Regions from separate parts of the Homo sapiens genome. Here region 2 is linked to region 1. The links are chromatin contacts, found by Hi-C or POLR2A ChIA-PET in ENCODE. All regions are on one chromosome and are shown on one strand. Each heading gives the region's core, a stretch centred on a gene start or an enhancer-like site at or near the end of the contact. The rest is flanking DNA. Distances are from core to core; before and after follow the strand shown. Region 1 overlaps COLEC12 (collectin subfamily member 12). Region 2 overlaps COLEC12 (collectin subfamily member 12).

Region 1 (6,487 bases), core at 1,861-4,360:
GGAGTGGAGTTCCTTGGGCCTCAGTTTCTTCACTGGTGAGATGCATATTAGCCAAGATGACAGCCAGCGCCCCTCCCGGCCTCAAGATTCTGAGTGCCAACATGGTCAGAGGGTGCGGGAGCAACTGGAGAATCACTGTGGATTCCTGAACCACAGGGTCAAGGAGGTATTGGTAAGAAAAAAATATTTTTTGCCAGTGTATTCCAGATAATTTTTTTTTAGAGGGAGGCTAAGAGGCTAGAGGTAAATAAATTTTTTAATCGCCATCTGATAAACCCTCCTGTCACCTTCTTCCTTGCCTCTGTCTTACCTTGCCCAGCTCCTGCAAGCTTGAGCCACAAGCAGTTTTTTGGCTCTGTAGATGAAGGAGCCATTGAAGACTGGCTTTTGGGGTTCATTTCAAGCATACTAGAACTTCAAAAGAAAACCATGGGGTGACCAATTTATTTGGTTTCAAGCTTAAACTGATCAAGGCTCCTGCATATCCCATAGTTTGCTTTGAAATTATAAAGGTACCTTCTTTCCCTGGCCCATCTCACTCCAAAAACTCCCTCAGCATTGGGAGATATTCCCCTGAGGGGCTAACATGCCTTACCAGCCAAACCTTCAAGCCACTCTTGACCTCTCCTAGAGAGAATGAGCATTTATTTAGGGCAGAATTTACTTGCTGCTTAAGTATGTCACCACAGTCTAATAAAGGAGAAATTATAGCCGGCAGAAGCATCAGGCCTGTAAGTTAGTTAACCCACCGGAGACTACATTTTATTGCTTATTTCTGAGAAAGGCTTATCTATCAACATGTGAAAGGATGTTTCCGCACCCCTTTATTTTGACAGAATACTTCTACTGGTATGTCTAACTGGTCCGTTTTCTAGATTATCTCGTTGGGCATCCTTTATCTTGCTTTGTTTTGTTTTTCACTTCTGGAGATGAATAAGCTTGGAGAAGCAACACACAAAAGATTTGGGTTCAACTCCCAGCTCAGCTACTCACTGGCTTGGGTACTCACCCTCTTTGACCTCCCCACTTTCCTAAAATCTGTAAAATTAGGGTCAGAATTCCTACTCTGCAGGGTTGTTAAAGACATTATAAGTAACCAGGAGAGGGTTCCTGGCCCATATCAGGTCCTCAGTAATAGCCTTCATCCTCAGCAATTCCTCTTCACATTCACAGCAATAGCAAACTCTCACCCACTCAAGAAATGTCTCATGGCCTTCCTCAATTACCTGTCAGAGTCAGTGTCTGGCTCAATTCTACAGCAGATTGATGACCCAAGCTAGAGCTGCATTTTCATGAGTCCTTTTAATGAAAAGATTCAGCACTTAATCCCAGAAGGACATTGTATGGTAGTGCCAGATAATGAAGTAGTCAGGCTGCTGAAATGTTGACAGTTCACTCTGTGCCCATAGAATAAAATGTATAGGAATAGAGCCAAGAGGAAGGGGCCAGCTAGGAGAGACAACTGTAAGAGATGTGATGGTTGAGCTCCCCAGTGAGCAAGGATTCCTCTCCTTGGAATTGAAAGCATTTGTGGACAGTTCATCTAATAAAGGATTTCTTATAAAAACCACAAAGAGAAAATAATGGCGTTCTTTTGAGACACTATATATTCTGGCAGACACTGCATACTCTGAGTGGGACCGTTACATCTGGCTTTTGCCTACGACAATTCTTTTTTAGTAGGCAGGGTATAAATTATAAATTTTAAATAAATAATGCATAATCTTAAAAAAAACAATAAAACCAAACCAGAACTGACTGCCTTTTCTTTTTATACACATGAAAAAATTTCAATGAAAACAAACTATACCCTTGGTAAATGCACAGAATTTGAATGTAAGTTCAGCATGAACGTCGAAGAGTTCATGCTGTCATAAAACTCTCTTCTAAGTAACTTTTCCGGTTTGAACACATCTTTATGAATACAGAGCTGCTGTGAGGCTTCACTTATTTTGCACAGAAAGTGATTTCATTTCCAATTCTTGTCCTGCTTCCGTTTTCATGGCTATCCACATCGTTAGGAAACTTGGCATAGTAAGGTGTCCAGGGCTGGGATTTGTATTTGGGGAACTAAATTACTCACTAATAAAAAAAATTTTTTTTACTAATTCCATATTTCATCATTTAGTAAATAGCCTTCATCATAAGGAAAAGCTAGTTATTTCGGTGGATAAAGTGTTTTATGTATTTAACTTTTGTTCCAGTGATATTGCGTAACATTCAAGCAACTAACCGGGTTGTTAACTCTTATTGTTTTGTTGCTTTTGGGGCCATTTTAATTATAGGAATTTATTTGAATCATCCGTTTTACTGTTAGAGCCAAATCATTCTTATGGGTTTATGGGAATCTATACCACCAGGCAGTAGATTAATAACTGTAAAAAAACCACATGAAAAGTTCACTGCGAATCTCAGATCAAAACTTGTGGTTTTCTGGATTTTGCAATTGACCCTTTTTAAAGCTTCTCTTTGGTAACATGATCTTTATGGCAACACCACTGAGCTATAGACACTTGTGATCATGAAAATAGCCCAGAAGTGTCCCACACTCACCCACAGTGCCGGCCTCCACCTACCAAGGAAGGGGATGGATCTGCAATGTATCCATTTTAACACACAAGCCCACCTTCAGTGATATACATGGCAAAAAAATATGAGAGTGAAGGAGACTCTTTTTTTTTCTGCAAAAAGATCGGAAAAACAGACTGGATTGAGACTGGACCACAGCACTTGGGAGGGCTCTTTATGGAGAACCACAGCAGAAAGGAATTCTCTTTGCTGGTGAATTCTTCTGGCCCTTTGCACTGTCATTCCTGGAGCGTTTCAATTATTCCCCCAACCAGCAAACGGCTCACTGATCAGCAGCCCCCATTCCCCCCCTGCCAGCTTCTTACTTGAAATGTGTTGTTGGAACCAGGGCAGCCCAGGGGACTTTGAGTTTGGGCACTGGGGACCAAATTGTCAGCCTATTCTGAACTTCCATGGAATACTCAAGGAGTTAACCAGAGCGATTTTGGCTTCACTGGGCCCCCACACTTTTTTGTATAACAAAGACTCGGACACTGGAAAATACATTCAAAACATGAGCCAAGAGTGGAGTTCAGCGGGAGATAGTTCAAGAGGGAAAAGCAGCGGAAAGGCATGCACCCTTCAGGTCCTTGCTGCCTGTAGGCCTCTGAATTTCAAATGTGCTATTGGCGCCAGGTTCTTTGGCACGCTGGATCTCTTAATGGTGAGGGGCAGCACTGCTTCACTTCCTGAACTGAAATCTCTCCTCTGCAGCACTCTGTATATCAGTCCCCAGCCCTTCCTTCCCTGCCCACCCCCACCCCGCCATGGGAACAAAGTCCCCAGGCTCTGGAAAGTAATGCTAAGAAAACAAACACTACAAAGGCTGGTAACAGGGGGATATCTCTCTTGAATGTTATTTTGTAACCATCTAGGTTCAAGGAGGAGGGGGTGCCCCAGCTACAGGAGCCAGCAGGGTCCCTTTGTAGTAGGCATCCGTGTGTTTGGCCAGATGTCCTCCCAGCGGAGGGCAGAGAGGAAGATAAAACAGAATTCTTATTAAAAAGAAGTCAGGGGAGGGGGAAAACAAGACAGAGAAAGCGTGTCAAGTGGAAAGGGAGGCCAGGCAGTGCCATCTGATATTGATTAAATGCTGATAGAGTCAGCAGTGAGAAATGCACACGGTGAGGAAGTGCCCCAGCTCTTTGGAATGTGAACCAGTGACAGCTGTCCGGGCTTGGATCTGCACGAATACCACATGCACCAGATGCCTGGCGGCCACAGGGCTAGCTCACGGGGAAGGATGGGAGGGAAAGATGAGTGTGCTGGAGTCAGGACCTGTGGCTTCTGATCCTGCTTCCCCTCTCTGGGCCTCTCTTTTCCCATCAATGACACAATGACGCTTGACCTCTGCACAACCTTCTAGCTCCCAGATTGTGTCATCTACTATAATCTCTGCTCTAACCAAATCTTCTGAGGCTCTCTTAGTGGAATGTAAGAAATCATCCTGAAGAGGCATAAGAAGCTCACCCAGCATGGTCCAAAAATCCAAAAGGAATAAACCCGCCCATCAGCCATGGGAGTGCCACCCAGTCCTTCAGCGGGAGGTCAGGCCAGCACCCCGTGTCTGTCGCCCTTCTGTGCTTCACAGTTGCCACCAAAGCAAGTTCATGGTTTCTCAGCATGGAATGTGGCGTGTCTGTGGGTCTACCTATATGTTCCTTTCTCTAAATTTCAAAAATATTTTCACCCTTATTGGATGTAAAGAGTCTTTTTTCATTTTATACCATCAGATTACAGAGAGCTTATGCGCTGGTCCGTGTGTGTGGTGGGCTGGGGAGAGTGTGGGTGTGTGTGTTCATGCGCGCATCCTTTAGTTAAGAGTGCCTTCTTGAAAGCTTGTTGTTTTGTTTTTTTCCTTTTTAGCAAATGTCATGAGGACAGTGGTATTTTAATAAAGGGTGAGGCTAGATTCCAGTGGGAATGGAAGAGGAAGCTTCCACTGAGATGAAAAGATCTCACACTAGGGTGGTGGCAGGGGAAATGGAGAGGAAACGATGACTAGAGAGAGGGACCATGGCCTAGTGGAGAGATCGTGGCATCTAGAGTCTGACACAGGTTGGAGTCCTGACTGCAACATTGTATAGAGTGTCAGTTCAGCTCTCACCAAGATGCCCCCTTGCAGTCCTTTTATGGATTAGAGATGCTGTGTGTAAGGGATCTAGCTCAGAACCTGGCACACTGTAGGCAGTAAGTGAACATCAATAAGCTGTAGATGATGATGATCATGATGAAAAATAGCCCACAAGGCCTGTGACTGAATTGGAGAATAAGTACAAGAGAAGAAATGATGGTGTCTTTGAGTTTAACCACCTGAGGGATTGGGATAGAAATAGTAGTTGAGTTGAGTACAATAAGAAAAGTTGGGTGGAAGTTGGAGATCTGGTTTGGCAGGGCTAGAACTGAAGTCAGTTTTAGACATAAGAGACGGTGCTGAGACATACAGGTGGCTATAAGGAAGTAAGACAGAAAGGAAGGGGAGGGGAAAAATGGAAAAATTATAATAAACAAGTTTATTTACTCTAGGTCTGTTTGATCAGTGAGTCTAATTTTACAAGCTTCACCTTCAAGGGATTGGTTAACCAAAGGTCAATCCATCATGACCAGCTTCTAAACTAAATCCTTGCTCCTCGAAGTGTGGTCCTCAGACCAGTTGCCACCTAGGCCTTGCAGAAATGTAGAATCTTAGCTCCTCCCTCAGACCCACTGAATCGGAACCTGCATTTCAACAATGTGATGTGTAAGCACTTTAAAGTTTGAGAAGCATTGTTCCTGAGTGTGGTCCACAGACCGCAGCATCAGCATCAGCATCAGCATCAGCATCACCTGGGAACTTCTTAGAAATCCAAATTCTTGGCCAGGCGTGGTGGCTCACACCTATACTCCCAGCACTTTGGGAGGCTGAGGCGGCGAGGTGGGTGGATCACTTGAGGTCAGGAGTTTGTGACCAGCCTGGCCAACATGGTGAAACCCCGTTTCTACTAAAAATACAAAAAGTAGCCGTGTGTGGTCGTGGGCACCTGTAATCCCAGCTACTCGGGAGGCTGAGGCAGGAGAATCACTTGAACCCGGGAGGCAGAGGTTGCAGTGAGCCGAGATCGTGCCACTGCACTCCAGCCTGGGCAACAGAGCAAAACTCCATCTCAAAAAAGAAAAAAAAAAAAAAAGAAATCCAAATTCTCAGGTCCCTTCTCAGACCTCCTGAATTAGAAACAGTGTGTTTTAATGACTGCTTCAAGTGACTCTCATGCACCCCAAAGTTTGAGAAGCACTGCTCTAAGTCATGAAATTGACAGATGCACCTCCTCCCTTTGTGTCTACAGCCAGAGGGATGTGCTGAACACCAGAGGGATTGGTTGAGCCCTGAAAGCTAAATTTAAGTCATTGTTATATGCTGTTTCTCTCATCATTTTGCATTAAACACAGCTGAAGAACTCTTTTCACTGAAGAAGGGCACTATGCGTAAAATTACAAACCAAAGGAGAGAAACTTCAACTGTGGCTTAATCCTCATGACTTACCCATCAAAAGTTATTGAGCACAGTTATAGATCAGTCCTTTATGTGCTGTTGCTCCTGGGGGACGCTATTAGTAAGACACACATAGGGAAACAGGTCAGGAAAACAGGGAATCTCCTGATATTCCTTACAATGTGATTTTCACATTAAAACATCCACAGTCTTTGTCTTGTGTGTGTTTCTAATCTATCAGATGGAAATTCTCTTTTTAAAGGTTTCTGGAGTCACTTGCAGCATTGATGCTGGTTGACCACTCAGACAAGAATGTTTTTCAAAAACGACCTTTTAGCAGTAAAAATTTACCTCCTCTCATCAAAAGTGTCTGGTTTTTCTATTTGTTCTACAGTCATTATTCAAATCGCTGTGATAACTAATATAAGGGTCACTGTCTGTTTCTTGTAT
Region 2 (6,487 bases), core at 1,519-4,018, 100 kb before region 1:
TTTTGGAAATAGTTAACCTCACTTTGAAAATTGAAGTCAGCATTAGAATGAAGGAAGGAAGAAAGGAAGGAAAGAGGGCAGGAAGGAAGGAAAGAAGGAATAGAAAGTGTATTAGAGTTTTTTATTTTCTATTTATAATTGCAAACACCTAGAAAGGGTGTATTCTGATAAATTGAAAGTCTTTTTCTTTTCCTTACTGACTACTTGGGTGGATATAGGTACACCCACAGCTGAGGAGAGCTGAAGATTTTGGAGTTCCTGAAGTACTAAAGGAGAGAAGAGATAGGGGAGGGGAGGAAAACAGGGCTGGACACGGTAGGAAGTTCTGCAGGCTTTGGGGTTGGGGATAAGGCCATCTTGTTCAGTTCTCAAGGGCCAGGGACTTAGGAATAAAAGAGTGAGCAGCTCCTTGCATACTTATAATTCCTTACTTTGTAAAAAACTGTATTTTTTTCCTGTTATATTGTAAGTTGAATGAGGACAGAGATGGTGTCTGTTTTGTTCACCACTGTACCTGGAACAATTCCTCAGCTCAACATATATTTGAGAAAGGAAGAGTAACAGGTTTGAGTGCTTAGAATGTGCTTTGCACTCAAGGTGCTTTCTTAAATCCTACCAAAGCTCCTCATCTAATAAGCCTGTCCCTGAAAGTGCCTGTGTGTGGGCTAAAAACATTTTCTATAGTTAGATTCTGGGGAGACAGAGCCTAGACCCCAAATCAAGCAGTAAGTCACAGCACACGGGCTGAAATTCAGGCAAAGCAGGAAACAGAGCACGGATAGTCTGCGAAAGGAAGGAGACAAACTGGAGCTGTTGGGAGAAGGCGGAGGGCCACGGAACTTCTAGTGTCAGGAGGAAAAGATTGAAGGAAGCACGTAACTGCTCTGAAGGTCCTGGAAGTCTCTAACTGGGGTTGGTCTATGTAACCATTTTTTAAAAATTTTTTATTTGTTTTTTGTTTTTTGAGACAAGGTCTCAATCTGTCGCCCAGGCTGGAGTGCAGTGGTGCGATCTCAGCTCACTGCAACCTCCACCTCCCGGGTTCAAGTGATTCTCCTGCCTCAGCCTCCCTAGTAGCTGGGACTACAGGCAACTGCCACTGTGCCCAGCTAAGTTTTTTATTTTTTATTTTTTTTGAGACATGGTCTCACTCTGTCCCCAAGGCCGGAGTACAATGGTGCAATCTGTGCTTGCTGCAACCTCCACCTCCTGGGTTCAAGCAATTCTCCTGCCGCCCAAGTGGCTGGGACTACAGGTTTGTGCCCCCACGCCCGGCTAATGTTTATATTTTTTGGTAGAGACTGGGTTTTGCCATGTTGCCCAGGCTGGTCTCGAATTCCTGACCTCAAGTGATCCACCTGCTTCAGCCTCCCAAAGTGCTGGGATTACAGGTGTGAGCCACTGTGCCCGGCCATAGGTAACTATTTACTCCTTTAGAAAGACTGGGAAGGTCCTTTTGCTTCAAAATAGTACCCTTGCTTGAATTTATTTTATTTTTTGCTTAAAATTAATTAAGATAATAGGCCTCTTTTGAAGTATAAATACACTAGGAAATTTTAGAAATGATGATGGTTACTAATAGTCACCTGTACTTTAAGGTGGATTATTTAATCAGGTTACTTTCTTCCTGTAAAATCAAACTGAAATCAGTGAATTATTTTTAAGAGATTTGTATTTCAGAGAGATGAAAGGTTCAAGGAACTTTGGATCTTAGCACCTGAGACTGGGAAATAAAAATTTCAAGTGATGGGGCAGAAACTCAGAAAGGAGAATGTGAAACACAAACTTTTCATAATAATTTTGGCTGGGTGCAGTGGCTCATGCCTGTAATCCCAACACTTTGGGAGTCAGGGTGGGCGGATCACTTGAGGTCAGGAGTCTGAGACCAGCCTGGCCAACATTGTGAAACCCTGTCTCTACTAAAAATACAAAAATTATCCAGGTGTGGTGGTGCATGCCTGTAATCCCAGCTACTCGGGAGGCTGGGGCACGAGAATTGCTTGAACCTGGGAGGCAGAGGTTGCAGTGAGCTGAGATCCACCACTGCACTCCAGTCTGGGTGAGAGTGACACCCTTTCTCAAAAACAAAACAAAACATAATTAACAATTTTGTTTAAGTCTGTTCCCATCTCCCCTTTCTTCCCAGAAAGCAGGTAAGAAGGGGTCAACTTTAAAAAAGCTTGAGGGAGAATGTGATCCCAGGAGAAACTTCCTGTAAGTAGAGGTCCCCAGTGTGATGGGAGCGTCTAGAACCTGAGCTTTGGAGAGCCCAAGAGTGTGTCACCCCCAGCCTTGGTGCTGAGCACACCCCACTGGGCTTCCCCAACCAAGTTCTGTGAACCTGCTAACTCTCAATAGGAATAAGGAATGAGTTCTTTTCATTTGCCTGAGTCTTGGGCCTTACAATGAGAGTTCGTTGGATGAGATTGAACAGTATATGTTGTGTACCTGTTGTATTCTGGCCCTGATGCTGGACCCTGGGATTGAATTGCTAAGACATAGCACCAGTATTGATGGTGCTCCCAGTCTAGCCGGGGAGAAAAAAGATCAACGTATCTCTACTGTAGTTTGAGAAATGCTTGAAAGGAAATAGAGGATAGAGGAGCCAGATTCTGAAGTTATTAATTCTGCAGAAAGTGGGGGGAACCAGTGATTCAGAGAAAGCAGTAAAGAGGGATGACTGTTTAAGGGAGAGGCATTAAAATGAGGAAGTCCCCAGACAGTCAGTGGGAGAAAGTGCCTTAAGGCTGAGGAAACAGAATGAAGGTACACCAGTAGCAACGAGGAGCATTAGTGCCTGTCCCATGGGGAAATGGACTGCGGCCCATTCAAAGGAGGGAAGCACATATACATACACCCAGCTCTGGGATCCATTGTTAAGTGATAGACTGTCGCGAGATGCTGTGTTTATTAGGGATGCTGAGGAGGCTGCAGAATAGTGACTCATGACTTCTGCTCTCAAGGTTGCTACAGCCAAGTTAAGAGGACAAAAGTGACTCGCATGGAACAATAGCAGATAATACAAGTTAGTGTATCCGTGGAGGTTTGTGGTAAAGATGAGTCCAGACAAGAGGAAATTGGGAAAGGAAAAGGAGAAGCGCAGCAGCAGTGCGGGCCTCTAGTGAGCACACGCGGACAGGCAGGGATTAGCTCAGGGTGTGGGTGGGGATGGAGAGAAAGAACCAAGAAAGGGAACCAGTCAAAAACCTTCCTTCCTGGAGCTCGGGCTGGGGGTGGAGCTGTAGGGCATAGGGTGCAGGTGCAGGGAATGGGCCAGGCTAGTGAGCTAGAAAACAAGGCAAAAGAATTTCAACTTGAGTTGATTAAAATGCCTGGTCTCTGACAGCCTTTTCACGGAGCAGTCTAATTTACTACATGGTTTTATGTGAAAGAAGAGAAAGTGGAAATTGGGGGCTAGGGGAAGAGGGCTGTGGCTGTCACCGGTGAATAAGCTGGTGATGGACGTGTGACAACGGGAATGAAGTGAGAGAGAAGAAAGATACGAAAGACAAGACACTTTTATCTGTGACTCCGAGATGTCGCTGGCTCTGACTGTGTAACTGATAGCATCTGTCCACTGAGATCCGAAGGGTCAGGTGGGGAGAGAACAGAGCCGAGCCCCCGCTGTGCAGTCTCAGCGAACTCCCAGCCCCCACAGGAATCCCCACACTCATGTTTACGACACATGCTGCCACCTTTCATTGCATTGAGATGATTAAGCAACTAATTATTTTTCTCTCTGTGTGTGTGTGGTTTATTACTTTCTTGATTTTAATTGATATAGATCTTCTGAATTAGTTGGTTCTGGCCAAATGCAACAATTTATAGTTGGGTACAGATGCTAAGCACTTATTACTAAGCAACTATGGCTTCACCCGTGTGCCAGTATAATAATGGAGACATTTATGACTGGGGGGAAAATGAAACAATAAACCAAGGCTAAAACAAAACATTATGAAGGTAGTATGAAATGAAATGAAAATCAATGACTACTTTGCCAAGGGTAAGTAAATCACTTTCTAGAGGGGCTGATGCTGAAAGCCTGCAGAGGTTGGAAGCTTTTTCTGGGTACGAAGCCTAAGGAGGAGGCCAGTGGGAATGGCAGGATCAAGTGAACCCTCTCGGTTTCAGCCTGGGCTTCTTCAGAACCTGCCACCCTCTCCCTGACTCCCCCGCTTCTCCTGAGAGAACAGCTATCAGAAAACCTTGTTCTTCCATTGTTGCTGAGGAAGGCTTGAATCTGAGCTATTACACTTTATGTTTCTTAATAAACTCCAGCTGGGGAGAAATTAAACTGGGGCTACCCTACTTTGCCTTTTTCAAGTAAAAGAAACGTATAGGCTTCAACATTTCAACAATTGTCTGTCTTGGTAGAATGCTTATAAATCCATATCCATGTGGTCACATGCTCAACCTCATGATAAAATGGCAAGCCTGATCAAATGCATGTGGTGTGGGGTGACCTCACAGGCCAGGTGGGAGTCCTCCTCCGTTATTTTTAATAACAGCTTTATAGAGATATAATTTATGTATCATAAAATTCACCCATTTAAGGTGTACCAGTTCAGTAGTTTTTTGCAAATCCAGAGGTGTGCAACTACCACCATCAATTTAGAACATTTTCATCCATCCAGAAAGAACCCTTGTATCCATTAGCAGTCACTTTTCATTTCCCTCCAACTCCCTTTCACCCTTCCATCCTCAGCCACCACTAAGCTACTTTCTGGTTCTATGGATTTGCCTGTGCTGAACGTTTCATATCACTGGAATCACATAATATATTGTCTTTTGTGTCTGGCTTATGTCTTCAAGTTTCATCCATGTTGTGGCATGTAGCAGTACCTCATTTTTTAAAAATCCGGAATAATATTCCGTGACATGGACGGACCACATTTTACTTATCCATTTTCATCAATTGGTAGGCATTTGGGTAGTTTCTACTTTGTGGCTATTATAAATAATGCTGCTGTGAACTTTTGTGTGGGCTTGTGTTTTTAATTCTCTTGGGTATATACCTAGGAGCGGAATTGCTGAGGCACATGATAACTCTGTGTTTAATCTTTGGAGGAACTGCCTGAGTGTATCCCAAAGTGGTTCCACCACTTCATTATTAAGTATCCTCATTCCCTTCACCAAAAAAGGGAAAAAGACCAGCTTGAATTATTTTGCTGTAGTACTGGGATGATGTGTATTAACTAAAAAGAGATAGAATTGGAATGACCTAAGAGTGGTTTTAGATATGACGTCATTCATTTCCATCTCATTATCTGTACATCTCAATACACTTTGGTTTGCTACCATGTAGCCTGGATAACATTCTTATTCTTCCACCTTCCCTAAGTTCCTGTTATATGAGTACAGGGCAGTGCTGTACCTGAGCTTGCTAGTATGGTAGTCACAGGCTGCATGTGGCTACTGAGTACTCGAAAATGTGGCTACTTGAAATTGAGATATGCAGCAAGTCTCAACTCCACCCTGAAGTTGGAAGACAAGATGAAAGAAAAAAAAAATCTCTTAGCCGGGTACAGTGTCTCACATCTGTAATCCTAGTACTTTAGTAGGCCAAGGCAGGAGAATTGCTCAAGTTCAGGAATTCAAGACCAGTGTGGGCAACATAGTGAAATCCCATCTCAATTAAAAAATTAAAAAATTAGCTGGACATGGTGGTGTATGCCTGTGGTCCTGTCTACTCAGGAGGCTGAGGCAGGAGGACTGCTTGAGCCCAGGAGTTTGAGGCTGCAGTGAGCTATGATCAGGCCACTGCCTTCCAGCCTGAGCGACAGAGCAAGACCCAGTCTCTAAAAGATAAAAATTAAAATTTTTAAATTTTAAAAAAGAAAACCTCTCATAATAATTTTGTGTTGATTATATGTTGAGATAATAGTGTTTGGTGTCTATTGGGTTAAATAAAATATATTATTAAAAATCATTTCACCTGTTTCCTTTTACCTTTTAATATTGCTACTAGAAAAAATTTAAATTACACATGTGGCTTGCATTATATTTCTATTGGACAATGCTGTTATAGATGATTTTCAAGGCATGTTTTTTGAAGTACTGGAAAAATAAAATTAATCAGTCTAAACATCCTTTGGGTAAACTCAGCCGATTATTAGCAATTATTTTCATCACTGCAGAAAGACCAGGAATCCATTTGTTCCTTGAGTGAGAAGGTGAGTCAAAGACATGCCAGTCAGCTTTAAGCAGTGAGCCTTGACTGACCAACCAACCAACCTTCATTCAAAGTTAGCTCATCACACAAATAGAAACGTGACCATGAAGACATTAAAGCAAAGTCCTGTGATAATTGGATACGGCGCTTCTCTGACCCTCCGAGTGATATGTGCACCTAATAAGGGCTGGCCTGAGATAATGCCCATCTATGTTGTATAACCCAGGAGAGTGACCGGTAGACACTGCAGACCCAAAAAGGAAAGAAGAGAGGATGCACATAGCAGACTGTTGGGGGAGGTTGGTGACTGGGTCA

What was found. A loop is a pair of places that touch in the nucleus more often than their neighbours do. ChIA-PET counts read pairs that join two places held with the same protein, here RNA polymerase II (POLR2A). Pooled maps may share reads with other maps.
Region 2: a loop to region 1 is called in a map of astrocyte of the cerebellum, with 3 times the contacts of the local background. The contact joins two enhancer-like sites. A Hi-C loop is called at or near these places in 9 of 168 maps with a recorded cell type or tissue (GM23248, astrocyte of the cerebellum, chondrocyte and 5 more) and 2 of 50 pooled maps. POLR2A ChIA-PET finds 5 or more read pairs at or near these places in 2 of 52 experiments (activated CD8-positive, alpha-beta T cell and activated CD8-positive, alpha-beta memory T cell).

Annotation. Positions count from the first base shown.
Region 1 is chr18:359,427-365,913 of GRCh38, reverse strand. The region is part of intron 2 of COLEC12 (collectin subfamily member 12); the gene reads left to right. Among named protein-coding and RNA genes, the nearest start is that of THOC1, 95 kb to the right of the region's middle. Within about 2 kb of position 3,110, at least 4 of the 41 ENCODE cell types and tissues checked have a DNase peak (open chromatin) inside an H3K27ac peak, as active enhancers do.
Region 2 is chr18:460,717-467,203 of GRCh38, reverse strand. All of the region lies in intron 2 of COLEC12 (collectin subfamily member 12), which reads left to right. Among named protein-coding and RNA genes, the nearest start is that of COLEC12, 37 kb to the left of the region's middle. Within about 2 kb of position 2,768, at least 2 of the 41 ENCODE cell types and tissues checked have a DNase peak (open chromatin) inside an H3K27ac peak, as active enhancers do.